Linked DNA regions of Mus musculus: region 2 is linked to region 1. A link is a loop called in an ENCODE intact Hi-C map of the cell type or tissue named here. Cell type or tissue: left cerebral cortex. All regions are shown on one strand. Links, peaks and the distances in the headings refer to the core of each region. The heading gives the core; the rest is flanking DNA.

What was found. Hi-C counts contacts between places; a loop is a spot of excess contacts. Peaks named below come from ENCODE experiments on the same cell type or tissue, not always from the same donor. Only the 100,000 strongest peaks of a DNase experiment are listed, where the experiment ranks them.
Region 2: it touches region 1 in a loop (4-fold over the local background); 2 of 42 quality-filtered maps call a loop at or near these places.

What each region holds. Positions count from the first base shown.
Region 1 is chr15:85,263,835-85,270,566 of GRCm38, reverse strand. It overlaps Fbln1 (fibulin 1), which reads right to left. Exons shown (of 17, transcript NM_010180.2): 16 at 5,186-5,317. Among named protein-coding and RNA genes, the nearest start is that of Gm34337, 46 kb to the left of the region's middle. In left cerebral cortex, for the core only: a CTCF peak has its summit at 3,638 (motif pointing left); a DNase peak (open chromatin) is centred at 3,642.
Region 2 is chr15:85,377,313-85,384,044 of GRCm38, reverse strand. Atxn10 (ataxin 10) reads right to left here. Exons shown (of 12, transcript NM_016843.4): 6 at 1,061-1,141. Among named protein-coding and RNA genes, the nearest start is that of Gm23517, 29 kb to the right of the region's middle. In left cerebral cortex, for the core only: no CTCF peak of the experiment used is centred there; a DNase peak (open chromatin) is centred at 3,517.

The DNA.
Region 1 (6,732 bases), core at 1,221-6,220:
CTCCAGCCTGGGAGGGTTCTGCTCAACTTTCAGATAACCTTCCTGGATCACTCGTGACACCGACCGCAACCTAAGTTCCCAACCCTAGAATTAACTGCTCAGGCACTGTGGCCCTGGAGGCTGGCCTGCCAGTCCATGGGCAGATGGGGGTGGGTGGGCAGGAGGGTATGATGCTGAGTGTCCCCACAAGCCCGGGTATAGCACCTGCTACAGCAGAGACTCATGGGTACTAGCCAGGTGGAGAATTGTGGGTGCTTCAGTATCCTGTCCCAGTGAACCCCATCTCCTGGTCCCACGGATCTCAGAAGGTCTTTACTCCTAACTGTCAGGTTGGATCCAGAATTCCAAGACTATTTATATAGGACCCAGACCTACTGGTATTGGCAGATGTCAGTAGGATAGACATCACTGGGTATATACTGCCAAGAAATGGGCTTCATGGTCACCTCATAGGGGTCGATGAAGTGACTGTGAAGTGGACTGGCCTTGGGTCTAAAGTAGTCCTCCTACACCTCCCACCTGACAGTTGTGTGACCTCCTCCGAGAAGCCTGCCTTGTGTGCTCCACTGTTACCATCAGTACCATCACAGCTGTCTATAGATAACTATTAGGCGATCTTTTAAGCATCTAAGGGTCCTGTGGAGGATGATGGGGTGTGGAGTCAGGATGGCAATGCAAAATTAGGCCACAGGCCAAAAAGAAAGAAAAAAACCCCACAAACAGCAGATAAAAATGTACGGCTGAGTGTTCTCAGCTTCTCTTGGCAGATCCTCTTGGCTTGGGTAAGGCTTTGGTACAAATTCTGGCAAAGTTGACACCTCATTCTAGATAGACTCTATTTTTTCACTTCTAGAAAAAATGAAGTTGAGAAGTTTCGTGGAGGCAAGCTAAAGAGAGGCCCAGGGTCCAGGTATCCTCTAAACCCTAGAGGCTCAGACAGGGCTCAGGCTGACAGTGAGTGGCCCACAATTTTCGTGGCCAGGGCTCCCCCATTACTCGCTCTATTCAGCTTCTCAAAGCACCCTGACTGCAGCCTCGGCTCTGCAGAGTGAAGTGTGCACTCCTGAGGAGACTGGGAGGCTCTGTGGTGGCCCAAGCACGCCCCAGGCATTTATAGAGCCACAGGCCGGAGGAGTATCCCTCAAGTCTCCCTGACAGCTGGAGAGAGAGGAATGTGCACCCCCCCCCCTTGCAGAGGCTTCAGCTCCGCCCTGAGCAGCATCTCCCTGATCCCCTAAAACCCAACAGGCTACATTAGAGGAAGCCTGGCCTTTTTAGTCGCCCCTCCCCCCACCTCCCTCCCCACTTCTCTCTCAAGCACTTCACTGTCTTGTCACTTTCAAGGGCCTGAATGCCATGGCCACAGGGGTCAAAGGCTCATCATCGGCTGCTTATTTTGTGGGACTTCCAGATTTGGAGAACTCTGTCCATGCCAGCACTGGGCGTCCGTCTATGGGTTCTAGGTCTGGGTAGGCCTAGGTTTGTGCTATTTCTACTCCATTGCTCGCCCTTGCTCCCCCACCCCTGAGTGAAGATAATTTCTCTATGTCCCAGGGACTGAAGGCTGGTTCCTGAATGCTATACTCATTGAGGCTCCTGAGTATGTGAGGAGACTATCCTTGGGCCTTGCCTCTCTAGGGAAGCCCTTTGTAGGGAGTGTCCACAAGGGTTGTGGCTTCGACAGGCAGGTATTCATCCAGCCCAGTGAGCAGGCAGGTGCCCCGGCATGACCATATACAGGCCCATGTCCATTGCCAGAGACACAGGAACCTCTTGAGCTTGGATGGGAACAGCAGGTGGCAGGCCCACTTAGTCCTGAACCATGCTTTTGCTGATGGCCAAGCCTTGGGGGTATTGCATAAAGTGTAGCCTGAAGTGTCGGAAGATACCCAGCCCCATGGTTTGTGGTTGCATAGTCTTACAAGGTCATTGGACTCTATTCCCTCCTTTGCCCAAGGGGAGCTTCCTGACCTGTTCCCAGGAGTCACATTTGCAAGGACTGAACAAGAACACGGGGGCGAGAGTGTGCAGTGGTGGCAAGAAGCCATGACTGCTAAGCTCCAGAGTTGCTTTATGTTGGGCCAAAACTCAGAAAACTCTATCCCCACAGTGGTCAGGACTGGAGCCATGTTGGGGGGGGGGGCGGGGGCGGTTTACTTCTGGGAGGGACATTTCCAGGTACACAGAGATGTTTCTGGGCAGAAAAGGGAGAAGGAATTTGGCTATAGGCAATCTCAGGGTAAATGTTCCAAGCAGAGAACTGGGAGCCTAAGACAAGAAGTCGGAAAGCAGAACCCAATCACAAACACAGCCTTCGTCCCCACTCAGGGCAACCGGCCCCACCTGGTCTCCCTCTCCACCCGGCAGGTGATGTGTGCACCAGATGGAACGCCCTGCGAACTTGCTGAGGAGTGGAAAAAGGCTGGGCCACTCAGTCGGCAGAGAGATGAGCCCCAGGAATTTCCGAAGGGCTGGGGTTCCACCCCCATGCCGCCCAAGCCTAGAATTCCAAAGATCAGGGCACCCATGACCAGGCGCGGCGAGGGGGACGCTCATTCCCCACGGCCTCGGCTGCATTCCATTCCCGAGCCGCCCACTGCCTGCAGGTTACCTGTGGTCACTCGTCACCCCTGGAGCCATCTCATGGCCAGCTGGGCCCCGGAATCACTAAGAAAAGACTAAGACTGACACACAAGTGGCCTTTGTTTCTTCTTCTGTGGAAGTGGCTGGGAAAGATGAGGCCTTCTGGCTCTATCACAAGCAGGACTTTCTGATGTAGCAGACAGGAAGCCAAAAAGCAGACGCACCCAAGACTGTTCTGTCTGGGGTGCAGCCATGACCCGCTCACTGGGACTCATCTCTGCCCAGTTTCCCAGCTTTAGACCACTCCAGGAACGATTTAGCTGAGAAGAGATGTGGAAAGAGGGAGGGCCCGTTCCTGAGAGAGCTGGGGTGGGCTACGGAGGCTCGATGCAACCCTGCAGGCTCACATCTCAGTATATTGATGGCCCAGTGCTCTCTTCTGGGGAAAGGTGAGCATGGGAGTGGGGGGCAGTATCTATCTCTATAAACACAGGTCAGCCAGGGCCAGTAACTCAAGTGTTCAGAAGTAACAGAGAGCAAGCAAACTGGAAGGTTCTACGGTTATAATCACAGCGGCCCAGGCTGTGTCACATGATAGCAATAGGTCACTCACAGGGCAAGCTCTAGGGGGCTTCTGCTGGCCAATGACAGGGTACTCATCTCTCATCCACACTTGAAGCAGGACAAACCGTTACCACACCCCCACCCGACCCCCGACATAGACACAACACCTCCCCTCATCCATAGCTGAAGGTGAGACTTAGGACGGCTGGCGGCCGGGCTGCATGCCCTCTCCTTGGAATCTCAGAGAGGGCTGCTGAACCATTAATTGTAATTAACTAATTATCCTTGCTGCCAAACAGCGGAGGAGGAGGCCGGGGGTGGTGAGCCCCCAAATGACTCAGCCATGTTTACAACATGCAAACCCATTTAAGAGCTTGTAAAGTTGCTATAAATGGCTCTTTGGCAACAGGAGAATAACGATTCCCTTTCTCTAGCTGCCAGTTTAGCAACTGTCGGGGTTGAAGAAACAGCCTGGATGGAGGTTTTGGAGATCCAACAGCGCCACCTGGAGGCCAAACTCATGGTTCGGCTCCAATCCAGATCTCACAGGCCTGAGACTAGAATAAAAGGAAAAACTGATGTATGTGTGTGTGTGTCTGTGTGTGTGTGTGTGGGGGGGGGGGGGGGGGATTATCACCCAGTTTCTCAAATGCTTCAAAATGTTCAGAGTGTAAATCTAAGTCAGAAGTGGCAGATAAGACCGTTTTCCATCACCATGAATAAAAGTTACTTAAAGCACTGGAGAGATGGCTCAGCAGTTAAGAGGACTCACTGCTCTCAGAGGTCCTGAGTTCAATTTCCAGAAACCACTTGGAGGCTCACAACGATCTGTAACGGGATCTGATGCCCTCTTCTAGTGTGTCTGAAGATAGCTACAGTGATTTATTTATCATATAAATAAAATAAATAAATCAGTACTACTACTAACAATAATAATAAGTTACTTAAAGACCATCTGGGGGCCGGTGAGACGGCTCAGTGGTTAAGAACACCAACTGCTCTTCCGAAGGTCCTGAGTTCAAATCCCAGCAACCACATGGTGGCTCACAACCATCTGTAACGTGATCTGACTCCTTCTTCTGGAGTGTCTGAAGACAGCTACAGTGTACTTACATATAATAAATAAATAAATAAACCTTAAAAAAAAAAAGACCGTTCTGATGAGCTACTGTGACAAAGGTCACAAAGTGGAATGACCCGCTGGGTGCAGTCATGACCCACCGGGCATTGGTGACATCATACCAAGACTCAACTCTGCCCAGCTTCCCAGCTTAGTCCACTCCAGGAGCAATTTAGCTGAGAACAGCAGATATGGAAATGGCCTCTGAGAGCGTTCAGGGCGAGCAGGTCCTACTGAAGGCCCACAGACAGCAACAGGGACCACAGTCCTCTCTACAGAGACCGTGTGGCTTCCAGGCTTCCCTCCCATCTCCCCTGTGGGTGTTTACCAGCCCCTGTCCCGGTGTCTGGCGAATCCTCTCCACTTCCTCTTCACCAAGCCCACATGAAACCAACACAGAAGGTTGCTCTGTCCCTGCCTCCTTTGTGCTTCTGGGACACCGACTGTCCTGGGGGGTTCTTACCCACTGACACCTGGGGAGGGGTGACAAGTGGCTGGAGATTGCACACTAAGCCAAGGTAGTTAGTTGCATGGCTGGGACTAGATATGGGGTCTTCTGAAGTCCAGTTTGCTTATCTTCTCACGGCGCCATGGGAACAGCAGACAGACCAGCTCCCACTGAGCAAGGCTTACAGCCTGGCTGGGGCACGGCCTTCTAAATCCAGCTATGAGAGGCAGGATCTATTTTGCCCACCTACTTGGTAAGTGGGAAGACTGAGGCTGACAGAGTTTACAGGAGAGTCAGTGGTACGGCCGGGGTGGATCCCCGGGGGAGTCTTTCACACTAGGCTCCCCAGACTTGATTGAGTAGGAGCTGCTGGCTAGGACCTGGCAGCCAGGTAGAACTGGCCTCTGATGGGAGTGAGGAGGGTGCAGATGACCTTGGTCAATGCCCTGGGCATCTCAAGGGTCACTCACCCACAGTCATGCCGTCCTCATAGCGCTTGATGATATCAAAGGAGTCTCGAAGGTTCCCTTCTGTGATGTCGAAGATGATGTCGGCCTGGTTGGCGGGGTACAGCGGTGTGACAGCCCTCAGAAAGATGATCTCTGCAGCAAGGATGATGGCATGAGAACACTGTAGCACTGGCGCAGCCCTCCACTCCACTCCACTCCACTCCACTCCACTCCACTCCACCCCCCTCCTCCCCAGAGACTTGCCCCCCCTTCCTCGACCCAAACACAACGAGGATTCACTCCTAAGGCAACATGGCTGAAATCACCAACCCCCTCCCCTGTGTGGAAGGGTAGAGTCCTAGCCCTCACATCATAGCCAATCTGTTTCATCAGTGGGGAAACTGAGGCAGTTTGACAATTCTTATCTGCCCTGAGGTCATGGGGCCAGCTGGCAGCGTGGACTCAGCTGGGCTGTGGTGGATGTGGTTCCAGATTACCTCATGGTGAAGCAGTGTAAGCCACCTTAGCCTTGGAACCACCATTCAGATCCCAACCTGGCTCAGGGTAAACTAGGAAATGTCCTTTTTTTTCTGGGCCTCGGTTTCCTCATCTATAAAGTAAGGGAGGAAGCTGGCTGATGTCCACTGAGTACCCTAGTGTCCTGAGCCCAAGACATCAACAGGTGTCTTGGCTGCCCCCCATTCAGGTAACAAACTCCTATGTCAGCAGAGTGGAACACCAGGAAAATGGCTGCTGGGGGAGGGATGGCACAGCAGTTAAGAGCATTGACTGCTCTTCCAAAGGTCATGAGTTCAATTCCCAGCAACCACATGGTGGCTCTTGGCAACCATCTGAATGGGATCGGCTGTCCTCTTCTGATGTGTCTGAAGACAGCTACCGTATACTCATATAAACATAAGATAAATAAATCTAAAAACAAAAAAATGGCTGCTGGGAACATGGGAAAGACTTGTGTGCGGGTCTGTAAAACCCCCCTCGACACAGGGCAAATATGAGTGACTTCTCTGGAAACATGAGCCAGTGGGAATGGAGTAGGGGCTGGGGACTTCCCCAAGGACAGTGCTGGCCTGGTGGCTCTCACACGTTTCCCCCACCGTCTGGTGATCCTGCATGACACTTTCACAGTGTCAGGCCAGGGGTCATCTTGGATAACTCAGCGACACATTTTCCTGGAGAGGAAGAGCTTTTCTTGGCATGTTCTTAGTATGTAAGCTGGCGCACAAGCTCGCTGCATGTCTGCTGATAGTCAGGGAAGGAGACTCCATGCAGAAGAGAGAAGGTGACTGGGGACCAGAGAAGCCCACAGCTACACACCCCAGGGTGTGTCATGAGTATGTGCTTCACCTAGAAGTTTGTAACTCCAGGCTGCCTCAGAAATGGGCTGTGATGGCACCAGCCATGTCCTTTGGGACATGGACACAGGAAGGAACATGTCACGTTATCTTATGGCCCTCTGCTTCCAGTCTGGCTACTCCATCCATCTGTCCCAGTCTCCGAGATGTCTTGGCACCCCAGACTTATCTATGAGAACCTCTCAACAGCTCTCT
Region 2 (6,732 bases), core at 996-5,995, 110 kb before region 1:
GTAGACAGCCCCTGAACCAATCAGATATCCTAATGCAGCTGGGCTAGAGACACAGTCTGACACCCCAAGGATTCTTCTACATCCCAGCTCTCAGTATGGTTCCTCATCTGACTCAAAGAACCTGGGAACATTTTGAGTAACACATTGTCTACTTGCTTCTCAAGCATTCTCCATGCACAGGAGAAAAATGAACTCGTCACATAAACCTGCTGAGGGAAACTCTTGACTTAGTCCTAATGATCTGCCAAAGGAAACGTCTGAGCTAGGAAAACATCCACTCTTCCTCAGGAGACAACGGGGCACCAAGCTTCCACTTCACCACGATTCCTAGCACCCTCCTCTCCAACTCTACATCAGCGTGGACACACAGCAGTAAACACAGGAAGTGTTTACTTCCTGCAATGGCTGGAGTCAGTCAGCACGAAGGCCGCAGCACGCCCAGTGGTAGGAGGCATGCCACTTGGGTTACACTCTGCTGGCTACTAGCTTGAGTATCGCTAGGCTTTGTAAATGTTCTTCCACTACAATAAAGGCACACTACTTTGTGTGAACTATCTACCAGAAAACCGTAAACATAGCAATAGATATTCTAAATAATCAAACTAGTGATATGCACATACAAAGAGATAACTACAATGCGTGCTTGAAACTGTTGTTATAAAATTGAGGAAATGCAACATTTTGTTGTTAAAAGTTGGTTGTTGTTTTTTTTTCCCCCGAGACAGGGTTTCTCTGTATAGCCCTGGCTGTCCTGGAACTCACTTTGTAGACCAGGCTGTCCTCGAACTCAGAAATCTGCCTACCTCTGCTTCCCAAGTGCTGGGATTAAAGGCATGGGCCACCACTGTCCAGCATATTTTTATTTCTTTAACATGCTTCTATTAAATAATAGCATCAGACTGAAATTCTATATAAACTCTGTATAAATCCTATATTCATCACTGCCTGTTGTGGTTTTGGTATGATGTTAACCAAACGATGCAAACTCAGTTCGAGCTACTGAACACTATATGGAATGCTAAAGAGTCAAAACCATACTGCTTTGGGGGCAGGGAGTTACCTTTCCTGGTTGCTGAGTTTGCCATACATAGCTTCCACCAGTTCCGGGCTTTTCAGAAAGTGGTCTGAAATAATCAAGAACCTACAGGGAAAAGGAAGAGAAATTTGGTTACTACAAACAATAAAGCATACACGTCCTCACCTATATCATAAACTTATACAAAAGGAAAGCCTTTCACTTAATTCAACTTTTTATACTGTAATCTTTTAAAAATACTTATTTTTATGCATATGGTTCTTTTGCCTGTGTGTATAGATATGTACATATATATGTATGTAGTATGCATATGCGCCACATGTATGCCTAATCACAGAAGCCAGAAGAAGGTGACAGATCCTCTCAAACTAGAGTTACAGACTGCAGTGAGCAACCATGTGGGAGCTGAGGACTGAACCCAGGTCCTCTGTAAGAGCACAGGTGCTCTGACCCCTGAGCCATCTCTCCAGGCCCAGGTTTAATGGGGTCTTTTATGTTTTGTGAGGTTCATAAATTACTTTCTTAGCAATATCAAGAGGGAGGAAGCCTTGGAATAATCTTTTCTCCAATTTTTCATGTGAAACTTTTATGAAAATAACTCAGTGGGTTCAATTAGAAAAGTGAGTCTACTTCAACTTTGACAGACTTCACCGTGAACAGGGACATGACATTCAGTGACACTGTCAGATCTAGACAGGAAACATAGCTCTCGTTTTAGTCCGAAGCTTACTGCTGTAAGACAAGGCAGGAAAATGGACATGTCATATTGTTCAAGCTATGCCAACAATGCCGTGATGAATCCTGGCTTGATTTTCCCCTCTTTAAGAGTACTCAAGTTACCGAGAAAACATCCACACTGTCAGGCACGGTGCTCATCTGGACTAGAGAGAGGACCATGGAAGCCTGAGGCAAAGATTATAAGCATATTTCTTCAAAGTACCTCTGTGGCGTCTAAAAAGACTGAACACCATTAATAGTTCTCAAATGTATCTAACAAAAGGTATCTCTAAGGTTTAGGAACTAAGAAGTATGATTTTAATAAATATTGTTCTAGTAATAAAAGTTGACTATAAAGTAGTAATACACCATTTATTTACTCTCTCATTAACAAATAAAATGTCGGTGAGTGTGATAATCCACATCAATGACCACCACACTGTCCTCTACTTAAACATAAAATCCAGCCCTGGAGATGTAGCTCAGCAGCCACTGCCTACACAACAATATAAACTACTATCCTAGTTCTTCTATAGATCTTTAAAGATGCCAATCACTACATAGATTTAATTATTTCTAAGAATAATGAATAATAATAATGTCAACAGTATTTATATTAGTTAAGCCAGGTTCTCAAAGCAAGAGGCACTCAGAGTAAGAGGAACCCATACATTCCAAGCTAGGTTCAGAAGTAAAGTTGGAACCCTAAAGCCCATTCATACATAATTTAGATGTGGAAATCAAAACTTTTCTCACGAGAACATTTGTAAAAAACACAATATTCAGTCATTGCCTATGATCCTCCATGACACCCCTACCCCAAAACCCACAATACTGCAAATTCTGTACCAGCAATTAGAACACAACTTTTACTTCTAAATTTACTCTCCAAACAGCAGAGAAAGAGCTATGGCTACCATAAGACCCAGCTATTTTACTCCTGGGCATAGAACCAGCAATCTCCACACCCTGCCAGAGAGATATTTGCACCCCCATGTTTACTGATGTTTTAGTGACGCTAAAGAATTTGAAATCAACCTAACTGCCCACTGATAAATGGATAGTGAATGTTAAACACACACACAAACACACACACACACACACACACACACACACACACACACACACACACACACACACACACAAATACCATTTAACTCTAAAGACAAATGTAATAAAAACTGCAGGAAAATGGATGGACTTAGAATATTTTATTACTTGAGGTCACAAAATCTCAGAAAGGAAAAAACCACATTCTCTCAGATGTAGAATCTAGCCAATAATACATATGCAGACACATGTACAGGTGGGTATAGCATAATACATAGACAACAAGAAAGGACGGGCATTGGGGAAGGAAGAAGGGGTGAATGTAGGTGACAGACTGAGCTATTAGATGATATAAAATGCTAGGTGTTTTTCTAGGTCTAATTCTGCCGCAGATATTTTGGGTTCAGGGGCGGGGGTAAGTGGATAAATCCATCTAAAGGTGAACATTCAAACTGCAGGGTGAAGCTCTGCAGCTTCAGAATGGCCATTCAAAATGTAAACAAGTTCACTGAGATGCACAGATTTTGGAGTCTGGTTAATTTGGGTGCGTGATGGCTTTTTTATCTGCAAGATTTTTATACTATGGAAAATTTATGAAAAATTCAAAACAAAATCATACAAAAACCCAAAATATAGAAAAAGACATTATCCAACTACTCGAGCCAAATGCAGTGCCAAAACTTTCTTGCCCACACTTTGATGTTATTTCAGGACATCCCAAGAGAAAGATCTGGAGCTCTTATTATAGTCTTACACCTTTCTAAGAAGAGAGAAAACATGAGAAGATAGTAAATCCTCATGCAGCTACTGCTCTTTATCAGCCATCTGCACGGCCAAGCAAGGGGAAGGGGGCAGAAAGTGGATCCTTTCTGACTTTCAGAACCAGTTCAGATTTGACAGTAAGACAGTTTATGAGGGCCCTGGACAGTTCTCAGCCAGATGCAGCAGGAGAGCTGCAGAGCTGTCAGCTGAGGACGAACTCCCCCTTCTGTCCCTGCCAACTCCAGCTGCTGACCCCTGACAGCTTCTGAGGTACTCTGAAGTAGATTCTGTGTTTGCCCATGATGAGCCTGGTTGTTTATTCCAAGCTGATAAGATACAGGCCCCAGCTACCCCTCAAATGCCTACCAAATAAACAGAGCTCTGCTACAAGCTGGCTGGAGGGAAGCTGACGCTGAGGGCTCCTCAGTGACGCAGGTGGCTGCATGTGCACACTGAGGGGAGTTGTCCAAGGTAAAAGTGTAAGATTTTCACATATCAGCGGCTGATCATTTGCATATGGTAATTCAAATACAAATGCTATTCAAAGAAGCAAACAATTTTAAATTTAGAACTTGAATATAATAATATTTAATTTAAGAGGCTCAAATACCAGAAGGCCACCTAAGTCCTGATCACACTGCCCATTGTGAGAAGAAAATCCAGGGGTGGAGAGATGGCTCAGTGGTTAAGAGCACTGATCCTCTTCCAGAGGTCCTGAGTTCAATTCCCAGCAACCACATGGTGGCTCACAACCATCTGTAATGAGATCTGATGCCCTCTTCTGGTGTGTCTGAAGACAGTACAGTGTACTACACTGTATACTAAATAAATAAATCTTAAAAAAAAATCCAGACACTTAGATTAATAGGAAAAGATTATTAAAATGTGAAGGAGAAAAAAAATATGTGAACAACACTTTTGATGAGTTCAAAATGAAATGAAATGAAATGAAAAACAGATCAATTTGTTAGGCTATAATGTAATAACTGTAAATATAAACACATGATGACCTAACTGCTGTAAATGCAGATACTACGTGATGAGACTGGCTGGAGGCACATCTGTAACCTCACGCCTGAGAGGCTGAGAGGAAGAATTATTAGTTCCTGTTTCAAAAGAAAGAAATTGGATTGCTGGGACACTTAGCAAAACCAGCTGAGCACACTCATCTTAAGTATATACAGAATAGTCTCCATGATGATGGTATAAACAACCTGGATAATTTTTAAAAGAATGAAATCATACAAAGAGTGTTCACCCACAGTGGAATAAAATTAAAAATTAGTAACAAGACAGGATTTGGGAAATACACAAATACATGGAAATCAAACTCCTAGATAACCAATGGACTCGACTTGAAATGAACAAAAAGGAAAGGACAGCACAGGAAGATTCAGAGTGCTGAGACAGTTCTTACGGAGAATAATGCATGGCTGTAAATGCTTGGACCCTAAGTCAATAATCTAACGCCATTCCATCTTAGAAGTGACAAAACCCAAATCACGTAGCAGCAATGCTATAGCAGAAGCCAAAACAGGAAGGGGCAAGAATCAGAAATGGAGCAGAAGGCTCAGTGAGGTGGCTCAGCTGGAAAAGGCTGCTCCTGAGAGCCTGACAGCCTGAGTTCAACCCCTGGCGTGGAAGGACATAAAGGTAAGAGGAACCCCATCCGTAACATCTGTCCTCTAACCGCCACAAAAGTGCCACAGCGGCTGCCCACCCCTCCACCCCACAAAATAATATAGTTCTGTACAGAAGACCTACAGATTCATGGAAAAGTCTGTTTTTAAAACTAAAATGATGGTCCTATTATTCACATAGGAATGCAAGAGACATAAATCTTGATAAGGAGCATAGGATGCCTCAGTTTCAGGCTTCAAAATTTATGCTAATCAAGACCATAACATTAAAACTAACACTGGCATTACATCAATGCTGGCATTAAGAGAGAGATTAAACAAACAAGATCATGGGCATCTGTATCCTCAGGAGTGTAGGACACTGGCTGAGATGGTCAGTGAGTAAAGTACTCGCAGCCCAAGCTCAAATTGGGCTCAATCCCTAACACCCAAGAAAAGGTATGTGGAAAAGAAATGAATAGATAAATAAGAAAAAGGTGTGTAATGGTATAATTTATTATCCTAGCACTGGAAAGGTAAAAACAGGGTAGATTCCCCAGGGTTGCTGGCCGGCCAACCTCTTCTAATTGGTGAGCCCCACCTCCCAGTGGGGAACTCTCAAACAGCAAGGTGGCACATCCTGAGGACACCAACCAAGGGTGACTACTGAACGCTCGGAGAATACAGGGAGGGAAACGGCTCCAGCAGAGCACCTGGACTGTCTGTATCCTCCCACGCAGCCACACAGGCAAAGCCTGAGAAGCGGCTCATCTGAGTATACTGACACCCTGTGATGATGGGCCTGAGAGAAGGGGAGAGGCTCTTTCCTATGGCAGGATACTGTGAGACAGATACTCAGAGGTATTTCAGGGTCCTTTGTTCTTCCCACGCTCACAAGGTAAAAGCAGCCTGTGCCTGTAAGTAACAAACTATCTAAGCTACAGTGGCTGTTGCACCCATTATCTTTACTAGGCTGGAAAAGCAGGCCACCACCTTGACCTGTGTATTTCTGACACTGAGTCCTGAAAGAAAGGTCAAAGGACAGGGGATTAAAAAAATATTCCATCAGATACTTCTGAAAACATAACACAAGTTCAAGAAAGACAAACATCCACTATCCTTGTTTGCTTTCTGGTGCTGTGATAGACCAAAACCAATGTGGACTAGGAAGGGGTTTACGCAGCAGCTTCCAGGTCCATCAACCAAGGATGCCAGTGCAGTGCAGTAGCTCAAGGCAGGCACTGGGACAGTTCCATGGAGGAACACGGCTCCCGGGCTTGCTCAACTACATTTCTTATAAAGTCCAGGCCCAGCTGCCCAGGGATAGCTCCACCAACAGTGGACTGAGCCCTTGTCTTCATCAATTAGCAATCAAGAAAATCCCCTGCAGACAGGACAGGCCTGCAGAGGCAATTCCTTGGTTGAGAGTCCTTCTTTCCAGCCAAGGTCTATGCTTGTGTAGAGCTGACAAAAATGAACCAGCACACCTACAGACTCAAGAAGTTGGGAGGATCCCAAAAGGAACAAACTCCAAAAAAAAAAAAACCT